Linked DNA regions of Homo sapiens: region 1 is linked to region 2. Evidence: chromatin contacts called from ENCODE Hi-C data. All regions are on one chromosome and are shown on one strand. The core of a region is the stretch at or near the end of the contact, and the rest is flanking DNA. Distances in the headings are between cores, read along the strand shown.

Region 1 (3,330 bases), core at 801-3,300, 5.2 Mb before region 2:
ACAGATTCCCAGGCCCCATCCCCCAAAATATAATTCAGTAAGAGCCAAAATATCAACACTTAAAGAATTCTAGGTGTCATGGAACACTGAGAATCACTGATATTGTGTATCTGACATTCGGCGTGTACAAAATATTTATTTTATAAAAAATACATTTTAGCATGGTAGTCATATTTTAAAATCACTTCTATAGCCTTCTAAAATTTCAGATCAAGAGATTTTGCCTCTTAAAAATATTAGCTAATTTCCAGCATATTAGTAGAAATCTTGCCACGTATGTTTATAATCATGCTCTGAGGTTAAAAACTACAAGCTAATTTACTGTAGTAATCAGTCTCAAATCCCTCGGAGCGTAAGTTCTTATTATAGCATTTATATGTTAGGGAATTTATAGACAGCTTCTTACCAGTGAGCTGTCTCTTTGGGCCTTTTGATTTTCCTATTTGAAAATCCACAACGGTTCCAAACGAGTAGCTCTCACACCACTTCAAATACGTGGCAACCTGGTAACCACTAAAATGCACCTGTATAACACACAAATGTAAAAGAACGATCTCTACTTGGATGGGTTAGAAATGTGTCAAGGGTCCTAATTCAGGGGCAAATTTCGAACTTGAACCCACGCTTTCTGCCTCCTACAGCTTGCATCTTTTTGTTGAGAAGAAACCCTTCAGGATTAGTTTTTAAGAGAAACCTTCCCGTTTTACATATGTAGAAACTGAGCCCAAAGAAACAAAATTATTTGTCCAAGGTCACGCCCAATATCAGTGGCCAAGTCAGAGAGGAACCCCTTGTTTCCAATTTAATAGCCAAGCCAGCTGCATGTTACTACTCTTTAAAACAAAAATTCCCTAACTGCATCGCTTCACCCCCTCTCGATTTTTGAATAAAGTTGTTTATTCAAAACGGCCCTTCCCCACGGTGGTGCTTTTATGCCTTCGGGTAGTAAAACCTTCCATAACGTGTTAGTGAAAAACACGAGGAGGCCACGTCTAACGCGGTGACTTTCACAGGCCTTTTTCTTTGGCCAAAATTTTCTCGGAAAGACTGTTAATCCTACATTCCGCTGGGGGAGGAGCGACGAGGGAGGAGGGAGGTCACCGGCAGCTGACAAGTCCTTACATGTACTTGCGCGTGCCCGGGACGCAGCCTGCGGGGCCGAGGAAACCAACGAAGGATGTATTAGGACGAGAGGGAAGGAAGGGGGCGGGAGAAAAACACGGTAGTGGGAAATCCCTGTGCACTGGATCTGCCAACCCCTCGCAAAGCTGAGAAGAGCCGTGCGTGAATAAATCTCATTAAATGGCCCGGCGCAGACACTGCAGCAGCAAAGAGGAGGGGGCACCGCGGCTCGCGCGGCACGTTCGGGAAGGGGGAACGCCAGGGCGGCCCTTTTATAGGCCGAAGCCCGCGCCCGCGCGCCCCCACCCTTCGCACCGCCCCCGGGCCACGCGCGGAGCCGCGGCGTTACCTGAGAAGGGCCGGCTGCGTCCGCACCCGGCCCCGCCCGTTCCGCCGCCCGCCCGCCCTTCCCTCCCGCGAGGCCGCAGCGGCACGAGATCTGCGCCTCGCCTCCCTCCTCACGCGGGCGGATTTTCTTACCTTGTGAAAAACCGTCTCAGCGGCTGCCCCCGCCTCCTCTGCTGGATGTGAAATGGCGGTCGGCGAGGCAAGTGTGAGCATCGCAGCTCCTGCCAATCCTGCATAGCCGCCAAAACGGCCCCGAACACTGGCGCCCCCCTCCCGCAAGCCCCTCGGAGCCCATCCATGAGATCGGTGCTCCGCCGCCCCTTCCGCTGCCCCTCACCCAGGTGACCGTGCCCGCCAGCCGAGTCATCGATCCCGCGCGGGCGCTGCCGGCCGCCGGCCGCCTCCCTCGCCGCGTGCCCGGGGAGGGGGAGAAAGCCCCTTCTCGGCCCCCGCCCTCCGTGTCCCGCCCGGGCGCCCGCCCTCTCGCTCCTTTTCCCGCCGAGCCCCCTCCCCCGCACTACTCGCAGCCTCCCTTCGCCACACACACCCCCCTCTCCCCTCCCCCCAGTGGTTGCGTCCGTGACATCATCATCATGGCAACAAGAGCTGCAGCCTGGGACCGAGGAGCCCGTGTGATTCCCGGCGGTGGCGGCAGTGGCGGCAGCACCAGCACCGACGAAAGCTCGAGGGCTTCTCTCCTGCGGCCCCTTGCCGGGTGCTCCTGAGGAGGCGGCGGCAGCAGCGCCTACACCGCCCCGCCCGCCGCTCCTCGAGGTGCCTCTGTGTGAGGGGAGGGGGCCGTGCCGAGAAGGGGAGGGGGCGCCGCCGCCGCTGCGGAGGGAGCCGCCGCCGCTGCTGCTGCCGCTGCCGGGTCGCCAGTGAAGGGAGGCAGTGGCGGCGGCGGCGAACATGTTTTCAGTAAGGATAGTGACTGCAGACTACTACATGGCCAGCCCGCTGCAGGGGCTGGATACCTGCCAATCCCCCCTCACCCAGGCCCCTGTCAAGAAGGTGCCGGTGGTGCGAGTCTTCGGAGCGACCCCGGCAGGTAAGCGGGCGCCGGGCGCGGGGCGGGAGCGGGAGTCGGCGGGGCGCCGGGGCCGCCCTCCCCGCCGCGCACACGCGCACACGCCACCGGCGCCGGCCGTCTCCGTGGATCGCTGCCGCGTCTTCCCTCCCCTCCGCCCTCCTCGCCTTTTCTCTCGTGCGTGACAAGAGCCGCAAAAATGTGGGTCCGCGCGAGCGCTGCGCGGCGCCCCCACCCCCGGGCAGGGAGGTGGCGAGCGCCGCGTGTTTAGACTGCGTGTGGCGGCCGGGAGCGGGAGCCGCACTCCAGGGCGCGGGCCGGGAGAGCGAAAGCCGCGGGCGCCCCGGACGGCGGGCCAGGTGGCCGCGCCATGTCCATCGGTGGACGGGTTCGTAGGGCCTGCTCTGAGGTCGGTCGCTAGTGGGACATCCCTTGTGTCCCCCAAGTGCCGCTTTCTGGAAACGGGGAAGTGTCAGCCTTGTTGTCAGTCGCTCCCCATGGTCTCTTCTCACCCTCGCTCTCCTCTGCCAGTTCCGGAGATGCAGTGGGCCGGAGAGAGTGGCGCTTGGGGCCAGATAATCTTTCTCACTGGGGTGACCGTGTGGCTCTGCTGTGAGTGCAGGTCGTGACTCCTTAGAGTTTAGTGCCTGAGCGTCGGGGGACAGGGCAGCATCCTTAGGTGCAGTGCTTTCAGGAAATGTGCATCCATGGAAGTAGGAAATGCGTGTTTATGTTGCCCAACCTAAAACATCACACTTAATGGGGTGAATTTATTAGGAACCACAGCCAGACTCAGCAGCACAGACATTTTGAAATGCTCCTAGGCTGGGCTG
Region 2 (3,646 bases), core at 985-3,484:
GAGATATGGCATGTGAAGAATGGCTGAAAGAAATGACAATGTTTATCCCTGAGTGCATTACGGGGCACAAGAGCTACCTTTTCATATTGAAATGCTGTCTTTTAGAAGAAGAGTTAGTTATTTCTGTTGTATGTTGTAGATGGGTGAGGAAGAGAGAAGGACAAGGGGAGAAAGAAAGAAAATGGTCAATTTATAAAAATTACAGGAAGTTGAATTTTAAGTCAAATCAAGTAATCACCTTTCACCTATTGGGTTTCTTCATACATAGTTTCCCCCAAAACAATTTTTTTTTTTTTTTGAGACAGGGTCTCTCTCTGTTACCTAGACTGCAGTGATACAATCATAGCTCACTGCAACCTTGACCTCCTGGGCTCATGTAATCCTCCTTCCTCAACCACTGGAGTAGCTGGGACTGTAGGCGCATGCCACCATGCCCTCCTAATTTTTGTGTTTTTTGTAGAGATGTGGTCTTGCCATGTTGTGCAGGCTGGTCTTGAACTCCTGGGCTCAAGCTATCCTCTTACCTGGGCCTCCCAAAGTGCTGGGATTACAGGCATGAGCCACTGTGCCTGGTCCCAACATTTTGTTAGGAAATAATTTTGAACACACAGCAAAGCTGAACAAATTTTACAGTGAATACCCATTTACAATGAACCTAGATTCTACCATCTAGATTCTACCATTATATTTTACCATTATATTCTACCATTATATTTTACTATATTTGGTTAATCACATATTTATCCATCTATGCGCCCCTAAATCCATCTTATTTTTTAGATACATTTTAAAGGAAATTTTATATACTTTTGTCTGACACTGGGAAGGCAATGCACCTTAATCCCACAAGCTTTCTTACAGAGGCTAATAGCTGTTTACTGGGGACACTGTAGTGAGGATTTCTGCATTGAGTAGGTGAAGAGGACCATAACTGTGGCTTTCAAACTTTTCTGACTGCTACCCTTACTAAGAAATGTATTTCACATTCCTATCCAGTGTACACCACATACATACTGAAGTAAAAATTTTGGGACACAATATTTACCCTTTACATGTGTGAAGCATGCTGATATTTTCTATTTTATTTCATTTAAAAAGATGCTGGGCATGCTTCCCTAACTTGATTTAGATACCCACTAATGTACTGTAATTTACCATTTGAAAATCATTGTACTTAGTCCAACTCCAAGAAGATTTTTCTTTTTAAAAGAATCCTGTGGCTACTACTAGAATTTTCCTTATGTTCCCAATTATCAAGAACCTGTTTTGAGTCTCAGCACAGTACTTACTTAACATGCATGGCGTTAAGGCACGTGTAATTAAGAGAAAAACCTTAAATGCCTGCTAAGACTTCTGGATAGAGCCAATTCAAAGATTCTTTATTAGTAAGTTTACCAATTATTACTATTTTTTTTTTGAGACGGAGTCTCGCTCTTTCGCCCAGGCGGGACTGCGGTGGCCCTATCTTGGCTCACTGCAAGCTCCACCTCCCGGGTTCACGCCATTCTCCTGCCTCAGACTCTCCAGTAGCTGGGACTACAGAAGCCCGCCACCGCGCCCGGCTAATTTTTTTTGTATTTTTAGTAGAGACGGGGTTTCACCGTGTTAGCCATGATGGTCTCGATCTCCTGACCTCGTGATCCGCCCGCCTCGGCCTCCCAAGGTGCTGGGATTACAGGCGTGAGCCACCGCGCCCGGCCCCAATTATTTTTACAAAGAGTAAGATAAAGATATGTACTCTTGGATGGGTGGGAGGGTTCAGTGCTCATATAGTCTTCTGTTAAATTAGGTTATTAATGCCTGCGGTGGTTCCAACAAAGTAGAGAAGAAGATCAAATAAGAAAATGGATGGGAAAGTACTTTGAAAACTAATGTTTTATTAATACTGTTGTGTGATGCCAGGAAGAAAGGGATGTTGCGATCAAGCTCTAGGGAGGCAGTGTTTCAGTATTTTAAAAACTGTTTTTGTGGAACTGTTAAGTTAACCTCCCCAAGCCCCAATAACTACGCTTTGACGCAAGATTCTCAGAAGAGGGTAGAAGCTATGAACTTGGAGAGGTTTGGTCGCGAGTTCAAGCGTACTGCCCCGTTGGCGCATGCTCAAGAGCGACTCGGGCCTCCTTGCTGGGTTAGGCAGAACACGGAGGGCGGAGTTCGGACCACGTGGGGTCTCGTGACGTCATCTCCGGGCGCCGAGGGTGACTGGACTTGTGGTGCGCTGCCAGGGCTCCGCAGCGTTGCCGGTTGTATTCGCTGGATACCAGAGGGCGGAAGTGCAGCAGGGTTCAGCTCCGACCTCCGCGCCGGTGCTTTTTGCGGCTGCGCGGGCTTCCTGGAGTCCTGCTACCGCGTCCCCGCAGGACAGTGTGTCAGGCGGGCAGCTTGCCCCGCCGCCCCACCGGAGCGCGGAATCTGGGCGTCCCCACCAGTGCGGGGAGCCGGAAGGAGGAGCCATAGCTTGGAGTAGGGTACGTGTGTGTGTCCACCTTGTGTGAGGAAATTCCTAGAGGAGGAGGGCTGGGGAGGGGCCAGGTAGGTGTGGTAGGAAGGAGGGGTGAGTAGTTGCCTGGAGGAGCGCCCGCCCGGCCGCGATGGCGGGTGAAGGTGGTTCCTCCGGGCAAGGTGGAGTTGGCGAGACGCCGGCCCGGAGCCCTGGGGCCGGTTGGCGGGTGTGGCCTGCGGGGTCCCTCTTGGGGTACATGTCTGTTGCTTACTAAGGTAGGAAAGCGAGAGTCTAGTCGCAGGCTCTAGAGTTCAGTTCAGGACCTGAATTGTTTGTGGAACACAGTTATTTAAACCTTTATTGCACAGTGCAGTGTGAGTCTGTCCAAACTCGGTGGGTATGTCCTCCAAGCAATTTATCTATTTACGATATTCCCTGTCTCAATAACAATATTTAGTGCTACCAAAGACATTTTCTGTTGGCAAGACACTTTTACATACTTCATTTGTACTTTGGATTATTTTAAAATTATCCTGAACTTGAGGAACCTAGGAAACTATTGGTTCTAGATTTTTCTGAGGGGTGAGGAGGTACAGCCTGTCTTGAGCAATCAGAACCCGGAGACTTACCAGACAGTAGCTGAACTTCCAAAGCCTTCCAGAATTGGCTTGTTAAATTTCTGAGACCTTGAAACTGGATACTTGGCTCTGAACTGAACTATTTGTGATTTCCATAGAGGGAGTTTCTGGTTGAATTTTGAATTTGAAAATAACGATGTTGTGCTCAGGGTAGTAATTGAGAGGTATTTTACACCAGATTTAAGCCTGTGCTTTTATCTTCAAAGATATGCTACTTAAAATTGGGGGAAAGTGTACAGAATGGAACTGTATGGATATGGATTTTTAGAATAGTGCACACACCTCAAGTGTGTATTTATTTCATTAATTTCCCCCAAACTGAGTACCTCCTATGTGTTAGGCACTGGACAAAACAGTAAACAAAATAGTAAACAAAAGAATAAAAATCCCTGCCATCATGAAGTTCCACTTTGGGGATGGGGTGAGAAGACATTGATACAAAAATTAAGGTACAGTCTTTCCTGTCCCTCGGCATCTGTGGGAGATTGGTTCCAGGACCTCCCTTGGATACCAAAGTCCTCAAATGCTCAAGTCCCTGATATAAAATGGTGTAGTGTTTGCAGAT

The links. A loop is a pair of places that touch in the nucleus more often than their neighbours do. Pooled maps may share reads with other maps.
Region 1: a map of B cell shows a loop between it and region 2 (18-fold over the local background). The contact joins the promoter of REV3L here to the promoter of ATG5 in region 2. A Hi-C loop is called at or near these places in 2 of 168 maps with a recorded cell type or tissue (B cell and naive thymus-derived CD4-positive, alpha-beta T cell) and 6 of 50 pooled maps.

The regions. Positions count from the first base shown.
Region 1 is chr6:111,481,938-111,485,267 of GRCh38, reverse strand. REV3L (REV3 like, DNA directed polymerase zeta catalytic subunit) reads left to right here and starts at 2,050. Exons shown (of 32, transcript NM_001372078.1): 1 at 2,050-2,518. The coding sequence starts at 2,380. It also overlaps TRAF3IP2-AS1. RefSeq lists enhancers at 904-1,263, 3,104-3,163 and silencers at 1,334-1,723, 1,764-1,993, 2,164-2,463, 2,524-2,593, 2,654-2,733.
Region 2 is chr6:106,324,348-106,327,993 of GRCh38, reverse strand. ATG5 (autophagy related 5) reads left to right here and starts at 2,234. Exons shown (of 8, transcript NM_004849.4): 1 at 2,234-2,468. RefSeq lists enhancers at 2,035-2,354, 2,375-2,424.